Regions from separate parts of the Homo sapiens genome. Here region 1 is linked to region 2. Evidence: chromatin loops called from intact Hi-C (ENCODE). Cell type or tissue: right lobe of liver. All regions are shown on one strand. Each heading gives the region's core, and the rest is flanking DNA. Links, peaks and the distances in the headings are about the cores only. Region 1 overlaps CRKL (CRK like proto-oncogene, adaptor protein). Region 2 overlaps LZTR1 (leucine zipper like post translational regulator 1).

Region 1 (5,520 bases), core at 221-5,220, 49 kb before region 2:
TTTTGCCATGTTAGCCAGGCTTTGAACTCCTGACCTCAACTGATCGCTCACCTCAGCCTCCCAAAGTGCTGGGATTATAGGCATGAGCCTCCTATGTTTAGCTTTTTGAGGAACTGTCAAACTATTTTCCATAGCAGCTGTACCATATTCCATTCCAACCAGCAGTATATAAGGGCTCCCTTCTTCACCGCCAAAAAAAAATTCTTCCACATCCTCATCAACACTTGTTATTTTCCATATTTTTTATTATAGCCATCCTAGTAGGTGTGAAGTGGTATGTCATTGTGGTTTTGATTTGCATGTTCCTAGTGACTGATGTTGAGCATCTTTTCATATTGGCTTTTGGCAAATCTTTGGATAAATATTTTCAAGTTCTTTGCCCATTTTTTAATTGGGTTATTTGAGCGTTTTTGTTTTTTATTTTGTTTTATATTTTTTGAGACAGAGTCTCACTCTGTCGCCCTGGCTGGAGTACAATGGCACTCACGATCTCGACTCACTGCAACTTCTGCCTTCCAGATTCAAGCAATTCTCCTGCCTCAGCCTCCCAAATAGCCAGGATTACAGGCACTCACCACCATACCCCGCTAATTTTTTGTATTTTTAGTAGAGATGGGGTTTTACCATGTTGGCCAGGCTCTTCTGGACTCCTAAAGTGAGGTGATCCACCTGCCTTGGCCTCCCAAAGTGCCAGGATTACAGGCGTGCGCCACCATGCCTGACCTTAGTTATTGTATTTAGGCTGTTGATCCATTTTAAATGACTTTTTGTGTATAGTGTGAGGTAAGGTTTCAGAGTCTTTCTTTTGCATGTGGAAATTGGTGCAGTTGTCCCAGCAAGGTTATTCTTTCCCTGTTGAATAGACTTGGCACCCTAGTCAAAAATCAGTTGGCCAAGCTGGGTGTGGTGGTGCACACCTGTAATCCCAGGTACCCTGGAGACTGAGGTGAGAAGATTGCTTGAGCCTAGGAGTTGAAGATCAGCCTGGGCTACATAGTGAGACTCCCACGTGTTAAAAAAAAATCACTTGATCATAAATGTGTGGGTTTATTTTTGACCTCTGAGTTCTATTCCATTGTTCTATATGTCTCTCCATATGCCAGCACCACACTGTTGATTACTATAGCTTTTTGTAGTAATTTTGAAGTCAAGGAAGTGTAAGTCCTCTAACTTTGATGCTTTTCAAGGTTGTTTTGGCTATTCAGGTTCCTCGCAATTCTATATGAATTTGAGGATTGGTTTTCCCATTGCTGCAAAAAAAAAGGCTGTTAGAATTTTGATAGGGATTGTGTTGTATTTGTAGATCACTTTGGGTAGTATTAGCTTTTTTTTTTTTTTTTTTTTTAATTTCTTTTATGAGGCAGGGTCTCACTATGTTGCCCAGACTGGTCTCAAACTCCTGGGCTCAAGTGATCCTCCTGTCTCAGCCTCCCAAAGTGCTGGCATTACAGGTGTGAGCCACTGCACCTAGCCAATATTAATATCTTAATCATAAGTCTTTCCATCCATTAACACAAATGTTTTTGCATTTATTTAGGTCTTTAATAATTTTTGGTATGCAAGTGTTTCACCATGGTTAAATTATTCTCGTTTTGTTTTGTTTTGTTTAGACAGAGTCTTGGCTTTGTCACCAGGCTGGAGTGCAGTGGTGCAATCTCGGCTCACTGCAACCTCCACCTCCCTGGTTCAAGCGATTCTCCTGCCTCAGCCTCCCAAGTAGCTGGGACTACAGACATGCGCCACCATGCCCAGCTAATTTTTGTATTTTTAGTAGAGATGGGGTTTCACTATGTTGGCCAGGATGGTCTCGATCTCTTGACCTCGTGATCCACCTGCCTCGGCCTCCCAAAGTGCTGGGATTACAGGCATGAGCCACCGCACAGCCTATTCTTGGATATTTTTATTTTAGATGCTATTGTAAATGGAATCACTTTTTTTTTTTTCTTCTTGGAGACAGAGCCTCACTCCCGCTCCATTGCCCAGGCTAGAGTGCAGTGGCACAATTCTTGTGCCTCAGCCTCCTGAGTAGCTGGGACTACAGGTGCCTGCCACCACGCCCAGCTAACTTTTTTTTGTATTTTAGTAGAATTGGGGTTTTACCATGTTGCCCAGCATGATCTTGGCGCCTCCCAAAGTGCTAGGATTCAGGCATGAGCTACCGTGCCCTGCCTGGAATTACTTTCTTTCTTTTTTTTTGGGATGGAGTTTCGCTCTATCACCCGGGCTGGAGTGCAGTGGTGTGATCTTGGCTCACTGCAAGCGCCACCTCCCGGGTGCACGCCATTCTCCTGACTCAGCCTCCCAAGTAGCTGGGACTACAGGCGCCTCCTACCACGCCCGGCTAATTTTTTGTATTTTTAGTAGAGACGGGGTTTCACGGTATTAGCCAGGATGGTCTCGATCTCCTGACCTCCTGATCTGCCTGCCTCGGCCTCCCAAAGTGCTGGGATTACAGGCATGAGCCACCGCACCCGGCTTGGAATTACTTTCTTAATTATTCATTACCAATATATAAGACGCAACTGATATCTATGTGTTGATCTCGTACCCTGCGACTTTGCTGAATTTGTATCTTTTCTTATATATATGATCGTGTCTTGACTTCCTCTTTTCCAAAAGCCCACATACTCTTGTACCACAGCATACTGGCCTGTGATACCTTTAGCCCCGCCCCCTACCTTTCCCAAATAAAATCTCTGTGTTAACCAGTAAACAGCCCTCTTGAATCAAGTTACTACTCTGAAGGATAGTGGTAATTTTAAGAAAGAGACCAAGTCTTCAGTATTAAAACCCTATTAGATAGCATTCAGTTGTGGGTTTGAGTGTATGAGATTACTTGACTGCTAGCCAGGGCACACAGACAGGGAGCCTAGCCCTCTTAAAGCCTCTATCTCTCTGGCTACTCTGATTCAGGTGCAGGTGCACAGAGAACACAGGGGCAGGCAGTGGACCCATGCAGCTCCGTGAGGGCCAGGGGTGTTTGTCTCCTTTGTGTCCTCTGTTGTATCTCTTCACGGCCTACACATAGATGTTCAATATTTGTTGAATGACTAGAGGAATAAAAGCCACAGAGAGCAGGATGATACCTGTCTGGTGATTATAGTACATGGGCTTTGTTTTGTTTTAGATATTTTGGGGGCTATAAGCCCCTTTGAGAATCCAGTGAAAGTTGTGCAGTCTTCAGAAAAACAGCATACATTCATGTATTTGCATACAACTTCGCAGGATGTTCTTTGATCACTGAGACCCATTCACATCACTCAAGTTAGAATTTATGATTCCAGTGTCACCAGTGTACTCCTGATCTTACTTTTATGTAACCTGAAAGCATACAATCTCAGCCTATCAGTACAGGGAGCGGAGACTGATTATGGAACCAAAAAACTGCTGTGACGACCAGTGCTTGGGCCCTCCAGTGCGTTGACTGCTCTTTGAATCAAGTGCCAGATGCCAGTCAGTAGAGTCATTTCCTGGACAACACTCTGGACAAGTAGGGCTGTAGGAAACTATTGCCAGCAGCAAGAGGTACCCTCTTGCCATTTAACTCTTGGTAGACATAAAAGGGCTGACTAGTGTCCCTGGCATATGTGTTTTAGAGTTAATGTGTCCACTCCCCAGGTGCTAAGTGCGGCCAGCCACAAAGATAGTGTTTTGACAGTTCTAATAATGATTAGGATTGGCCTGTTCCATAGAGTGAAAATTAATAAGGATGATGCATTAGGTATGTGCTTCCTCTTAATCTGTTGATAAGGTCAGCCACATCTCCCAGGTGTAGTTTGCCCCGTGAACTGAGTTGGTATCTACCCACATCAAGATTGGTCTGCCCTCTAAGACTATACTTTCAGGGATCATTTCTATAGTTCATTACTAGAGAAGTTTCTCTGAAGGTGTAGAGCACCCCTCCCTCCAAAAAAAAAAAACAGATTGATCTGCCCTCCACAGTGAGTGCTTCTTTGAGCTGGATCCGTGTACCATGAACCCAGAGGAAGAGCACCACACCAGAATAGGGAGTGATGAGGGAAACGGCAAGATGGCTGCCAAGCTACCAGCCATTTTAGGATCTGAGCACAAGCACTGTTTGGTAGAGCCATGGAAGAAGCTGGTCCATAGCCAGGCCTGTAACTGGACAGCAGGCTGCATAACAGCCAGGATATCTTTACTGTGTTGAGATAGAAAACAGCATGAAGAATGATGATGGTGTTTTAGCATGTGGAAACTCCTGCAAGGCCACAATGAGGCACTAATGGTCAAGGGGCCACCAGAAGTCTCTCAGCCATTCTCTTCCTAGGCTGCTCTTTGACCTACTTCTGCTGGTCCAGGTTCCCTCTGTCTAAGCAGTAGCTCCTTGAATCCTGTGCTCTGCAGCATTGAGTTAATAGTGTTTTTCTGCCACTTGCTGCTTTTATGTGTTTTCTGTCTCTCTCTCTTTTTTTTTTTTTTCAATAGAAGCTAGGTCTCACTATGTCACCCAGGCTGGTCTTGAACATGTGGCCTCAAGTGATCCTCCCACCTTGGCTTCCCAAAGTGCTGGGATTACAGGTGTGAGCCACTGCGCCCAGCTACACCAAGTGCAGTGACACGATTTTGGCTCACTGCAACCTCCACCTCCCAGGTTCAAGTGATTCTCCTGCGTCAGCCTCCCGAGTAGTTGGAATTTGGGATTACAGGCATCTGCCACCACGCCTGGTGATTTTTGTATTTTTCAGTAGAGATGAGGTTTTGCCGTGTTGGCCATGCTGGTCTCGAACTCCTGACCTCAGGTGATCCATCTGCCTTGGCCTCCCAAAGTGTTGGGATTACAGATGTGAGCCACTGCGCCTAGGCTTTTTCTTTTCTTTTCTTTTCTTTTTTCTTTTTTTCATTTTTTTTTTTTTTTTTTTTTGAGACAGGGTCTTGCTCTGTCACCCAGGCTGGAGTGCAGTAGTGTGATCACAGCTTACTGCACCCCTGCAACCTCTGCCTCCTGCGCTTAAACGATCTTCGCACCTCATTCTCCCAAGTAGCTGGGACTGCAGGTGCATGCCACCACGCCTGGCTCATTTTTGTATTTTAGAGACAGGGTTTCACTGTGTTGCCCAGGCTGGTCTTGAACTCCTGGGCTCAAGTGATCCACCCACTTCAGCTTCCCAAAGTGCTGGGATTACAGGTGTGAGCCACTGCGCCCGGCCACTTTGTGCTTTTCACACTATGTTATTATCTGACAAAGATTCATTGTGTATCCCACTCAAAAGACAGAAGTTTTTTAAGGATACGAACTGACCTGCCCATTTTCCATGGAGTAGATGTTCAGTAAATTTATTTAATTGATTAGGTAGGATCATGTAGAAAGTATCCTGTTGAAGACCGCCAGACTCACAAGTTAATTGGAAGGCGTGAGGTGTGAGTGTTCTTGGCAGCTTTCAATCCTTAGCCTCATCTTTAATCTTCCCGTAGTCTTCTTTGGCTGCTTAGTATCCATCACAGTCATTTATTAGACCCCGTTTTCAGCCTGTTCCTCATTGGTTTTGAGAGGACCCTTGT
Region 2 (5,165 bases), core at 1-5,000:
CATTAAGACTCCATCACCCCCTGAAACAGGTCCTGTGATCAACACCTCTCACACATGGGGAGACTGAGGCCCCGAGAAATACTTGCTTGGGGTCACACCACAAAGGGGGTACAGGGCCAAGGGCCCTCACCCTGCTGGCCAGGCTGCAGCTTTCTGGGGTGGGTGCCACACACTGGCCCAAGTGCCCTGACCACTCTGAGGGTCTCCATGGCCCGTCATGCCCCACTCGCCTACATGGGTACCAGGTCCCACCTGTGTCTGTACCCAGGGGCCCTCATCCCTTGGGGACCCTGCCCCCTGGCCCTTCATGGCCATGAGGTGCCGCATCCTTGCCTTACCTGGCTGCACCAGCCGCACTGTGGAGGCTCTGCTCCCCCACCATTCCACCCTGCCTTCTTGTCCCCCAGCTGCCCAGTGGGAGGCTCTTCCACGCGGCTGCTGTCATCTCGGACGCCATGTACATCTTCGGGGGCACGGTGGACAACAACATCCGCAGCGGGGAGATGTACAGGTTCCAGGTGTGGGGCCTGTGGGCCTGTAGAGCCGGCTGGGTGGACGGATCCCCCGTGATGAGAAACTGAGGCCAAGTTGGGGGGCAGGGCTTATCCAGGCCATTGCCAGGGCCACACCTGGCAGGATGGAAGCCTTGGGAGGAGCCCTGTGGGCTGAGGGTGGGCTGAGGTGGCACTAAAGTGGGCAGCCTTCGTGCAGTGGGGCAGGCAGATGGTGCTGGGGCTCACGGCAGAGTCAGTGGAGGGAGCCGGGCCAAGCTGGGCTCAGCACCAGAGCCTCACAGGCATCATAGCCTGGCCCAGGGCAGAGCCAGGGCCGACAGTGGCTTGCGTTGACAGCCCCTTCCCAGGCCTGGAGGAGCAGGTGGTCAGGGCAGGGACTCACAGCCACAGTGAGGTCAGGGCCAGCTTCCTGGAGGAGGTTGGGATGTGCTGGTGGGGGCCAGTGTGAGGACGCAGGTCCAGGCAGAGTGGAGACGGCAGAGCTCTGCTGAGGCCTGGGGCCCAGCCGAAGGCAAGAGAGGCAGGGGAGCCCTTTCCTGCTGTGGAGCCGGCCGTGGACAGTTGCAGGTGCTGAGGCTGGAGCCAGGCTGTATTTTCAGGGTGGGGTAGCGGCTGCTTCCTCTCCTCAGCCAGGCCCACCTGCCTCCTGGGCCCTGAGGGTCAGCATGGGCCAGGTGGGGACCTCAGGGTCGGCCTGCACAGCCACACTGGGGCCACCCTGCTGTCTGCAACATCTAGTCTCACTGGGCCCCTCTTGCAGTTCTCCTGTTACCCTAAATGCACGCTGCACGAGGACTACGGGCGGCTGTGGGAGAGCCGCCAGTTCTGCGACGTGGAGTTCGTGCTGGGTGAGGTGGGTGCCTGTCCTCGCACCCTGCTCTGCCTGCTGTGCCTGGGCAGTGGGAATTTCGCCCCTCAGAAAAACAGCTGCTGGCCTGGTGGTGCTGACCTTGGCTGGCTGGGTCTCTGTTCTCTGGGGCGAGGGTCCTGTGCCCTCTGCCAGTGCATCATTCTTTGTGCAGAAGGAGGAGTGCGTGCAGGGCCACGTAGCCATTGTCACAGCGCGGAGCCGCTGGCTTCGCAGGAAGATCACGCAGGCGCGGGAGAGGCTGGCCCAGGTGAGGTGCCTAACCGCCCTGCCCTGACCTGGCAGCCATGCCTGGTGTCCACTGGGGTGTCCTTGAGCTCCCTTCTCCCCACAGAAGCTGGAGCAGGAGGCCGCCCCAGTTCCCAGGGAGGCCCCCGGCGTGGCTGCTGGTGGGGCCCGGCCGCCCCTGCTGCACGTGGCCATCCGGGAGGCCGAGGCCCGGCCCTTCGAGGTGCTCATGCAGTTCCTCTACACCGACAAGATCAAATACCCACGGAAAGGTCCGCCTGGGTGGGGGTGGAGCAGGGTTGGTGTGGGCTGGGGTGCGGGCAGCAGAGCCAAAAGGTGGGTGCTGCCAGCCCTGCCTTACTGATGGGCCCCCTGAGGCTCAGAGGCTGCAGGTCACCCTCCTTACCCATGATCACTGCAGCTGGACGCCATCTGAGTCCCCCGAGGCCTTGTTCCTACCTAGTGGCCCCAGCCCACACTCTTCCATGGGGGGAGCCCTGCGCCCTGTGCCCTGCCCTCCCCTCTCCGGCTCCCTGAGATTCGGGGGCTCTGGGGCGCAGGCCATGTGGAGGATGTGCTGCTCATCATGGATGTGTACAAACTGGCACTGAGCTTCCAGTTGTGCCGCCTGGAGCAGCTGTGCCGCCAGTACATCGAGGCCTCCGTGGACCTGCAGAACGTGCTGGTTGTGTGCGAGAGTGCCGCCCGGCTGCAGCTGAGCCAACTCAAGGTGTGGGGTGGGGTCAGCGCAATCAGGGTTGGGTGGGGTGTGCTCAGGCTTAGGCCCCCTCCCTGCCCACCACTGTGAGCCCCTCGCCCAGCCTGGGGCCCTGGCTTGACTCTGCCTGCCTGCCTGTGCCTGTCTGCCCCAGGAGCACTGCCTGAACTTCGTGGTAAAGGAGTCCCACTTCAACCAGGTGATCATGATGAAGGAGTTCGAGCGCCTCTCCTCTCCACTGATAGTGGAGATTGTGCGGCGGAAGCAGCAGCCGCCCCCTCGCACTCCCTTGGACCAGCCAGTGGACATTGGTAGGGAGCCCCGTTCCCCTTCCCTGGGGGCTGGGAGGGATGGTGTTCATCTGCGGTAGGAGATTGGGAGCCATGGAGAGCACCTGCCAGGCCCTCGGGGTGGGGGTGGGTGCCATGGGACCCCAGAGTGCTCTCCTGGGTACAGGGAGGAAACAGATGAAGGCAGAAGCCCCCGACCCATGGGGCTTGCCACAGTGGGCTGTGTCCTGGTGACCTGGGATTTCCTGAGCCAATTTCTGGGGGTGGACATGGGGCACCTCTTTCGGGCTAGGATGTCAGGTCTGATGGCCCAGGGTCACGGTGATCAGTCTCTGGACTTCTCTTTGCTTGTAATGTCACAGGCCCCTTCATTCCCCCAGCTCTCCCTGGGGCTTGTGCTGACCCCGGTTGCTGGCTCTTGGTGATGTCTGCAGGCACCAGAGGCCATGCAGTGGGCCTGGAGGGGGCTTGATCATGAGGTCAGCGAGGGGGTACAGCAAGCTGGGTGGAAGATGAGACGCTGGGTGGTGGGCTGTGCGTGGGGCATAGTGCTTGAGTCGGCCAGGGCGCCGAGGGAGGACAGAATGTGGCTGATGGTACCTCAGGGCGAGTGAGGCCTTCTGCCTGGGTGAAGTTTTGTTCAGGGCAGCAACATGGGCAGATATGCAGGAAGGTAGTGCCGTGGGGCCCCAAGGCCAGAATCCCAGGCTGTACCTGCTCAGGGACCCTCCTACCCCCAGGCACATCTCTGATCCAGGACATGAAGGCATACCTGGAGGGAGCGGGCGCGGAATTCTGTGACATCACTCTGTTGCTTGACGGGCACCCACGGCCAGCCCACAAGGCTATCCTGGCCGCCCGCTCCAGGTGGGTGGGGGCTGGACAGGAGGGGAGGGTGGGCCTGGATGGTGTCTTCGTTCTGCTGACGGCCAGGTGCCTACCGCTCGTTGTCTGCAGCTACTTTGAAGCCATGTTCCGGTCCTTCATGCCCGAAGATGGGCAGGTGAACATCTCCATCGGGGAGATGGTGCCCAGCAGGCAGGCCTTCGAGTCCATGCTGCGCTACATCTACTACGGCGAGGTCAACATGCCGCCCGAGGACTCGCTGCATCCTCACTCCCCAGTGAACTCCCAGGTCCCCACCAAGGGGTCCTGGCACCCACCTCAGGTGGCTTTGAGGCCCGCTCTCCTGCCCCAGCTAGGTGATCTGGGCCCAGCGCCTCCCTCCAGAGGGTTTGCTGGTGCCTGGGGCTGGGCCTGGTGCTCTCTGAAGCAGTTGGCAGCTGGCAAGGAGGGGTTTGCAGCCAGGAGGAACCAGTGGGTTCCTGACCCTCACAACTGCCCAGAGGACGGGGTGGGTCATTGCTTTGTGTGACAGTTGAGCACAGACATGGAGGTACTCCTTATGTCACTTCAGTAGGGGTCTGAACATGGAGGGTCAGGATGCCTGTTAGGCCTGCAAGGCCATGGAACAGCGCTACAGATGTACAGACACTATTTTTCTCGGGAGGGGATTCATGGTTTTCTTTGGATCCTGAATGGGGCCTTTGACCCACTAAGTAGTTCAGAATCCATTTGGAGAGCATGCTGGCGTGGGGGCTTGGGGCTCCAGCTGCGCCCTTCCCTGTCCTTCCCTGGGAGGGTGCGGGCGGACCAGCTTCCTTTAGTCAGCTCCTTAACCAGGCCCCAGCTACTTGTTTGCGGCCCCCTACTACTACGGCTTCTACAACAACCGGCTGCAGGCGTACTGCAAGCAGAACCTGGAGATGAACGTGACGGTGCAGAACGTGCTGCAGGTAGCCCCCCAGCCCCGTGCACATGGCTGCAGCTCCCACTGAGTGGGTGAAAGGGGCAGCGCCTCAAGGTCCCTGCCATTGCAGATCCTGGAGGCAGCTGACAAAACGCAGGCACTGGACATGAAGCGGCACTGCCTGCACATCATTGTGCACCAGTTCACCAAGGTCAGGGCTCTGGCCTCCCCTTCAGGACTCGCTTCCCCTTGGCAGTGGCCATGCCCAGGCAGGGAGGGTGCCCAGGCTCTGTGGTCCCCTGCAGTGGTGGGCCCTGGGGGTGAGAGAAGCAGAGCAGCCCATCACTGGCCGCACCTTGCTTCATCCTTGGGACCAGCCTGAGCCCTGAGCAGGGTAGGCCCCACAGGGCTCCACTGCCCACCATGGCCCTTAGGTGGATCTGGTCCCATCTCCTTCCGGCCTGCTTGCCTTACAGGTCTCCAAGTTGCCCACCCTGCGGTCGCTGAGCCAGCAGCTGCTGCTGGACATCATAGACTCCCTGGCCTCCCACATCTCAGACAAGCAGTGCGCAGAGCTGGGCGCCGACATCTGAGGCCCTGTGGCGCCTGCCCATTGTGAAGAATCGCCGTGCCTGCCTGCCCTGCCTACTGAGAAGACTACCGGCTATGCGCATGCCTATGGCAGTGGGTGCACCTGCCAGGCCAAGGGTCAGGGTGCCCAGAGCCTCCAAAGAGAGCTGAGGGGATGTGGGGCCCCAAACTCATTAATTCACTGAAGACACAGGTCCCACAGGGA

What was found. Peaks named below come from ENCODE experiments on the same cell type or tissue, not always from the same donor. Only the 100,000 strongest peaks of a DNase experiment are listed, where the experiment ranks them.
Region 1: it touches region 2 in a loop (2.2-fold over the local background); 6 of 110 quality-filtered maps call a loop at or near these places.

Annotation. Positions count from the first base shown.
Region 1 is chr22:20,942,816-20,948,335 of GRCh38, forward strand. All of the region lies in intron 2 of CRKL (CRK like proto-oncogene, adaptor protein), which reads left to right. It also overlaps the pseudogene LOC124905167. Among named protein-coding and RNA genes, the nearest start is that of LINC01637, 12 kb to the right of the region's middle. In right lobe of liver, for the core only: no CTCF peak of the experiment used is centred there; no DNase peak of the experiment used is centred there; H3K27ac peaks cover 1,228 bases.
Region 2 is chr22:20,992,387-20,997,551 of GRCh38, forward strand. LZTR1 (leucine zipper like post translational regulator 1) reads left to right here. Exons shown (of 21, transcript NM_006767.4): 11 at 408-518; 12 at 1,276-1,368; 13 at 1,538-1,633; 14 at 1,718-1,883; 15 at 2,172-2,341; 16 at 2,484-2,640; 17 at 3,360-3,486; 18 at 3,577-3,726; 19 at 4,310-4,415; 20 at 4,500-4,580; 21 at 4,846-5,165. The coding sequence ends at 4,962. Among named protein-coding and RNA genes, the nearest start is that of THAP7-AS1, 7.0 kb to the right of the region's middle. In right lobe of liver, for the core only: no CTCF peak of the experiment used is centred there; no DNase peak of the experiment used is centred there.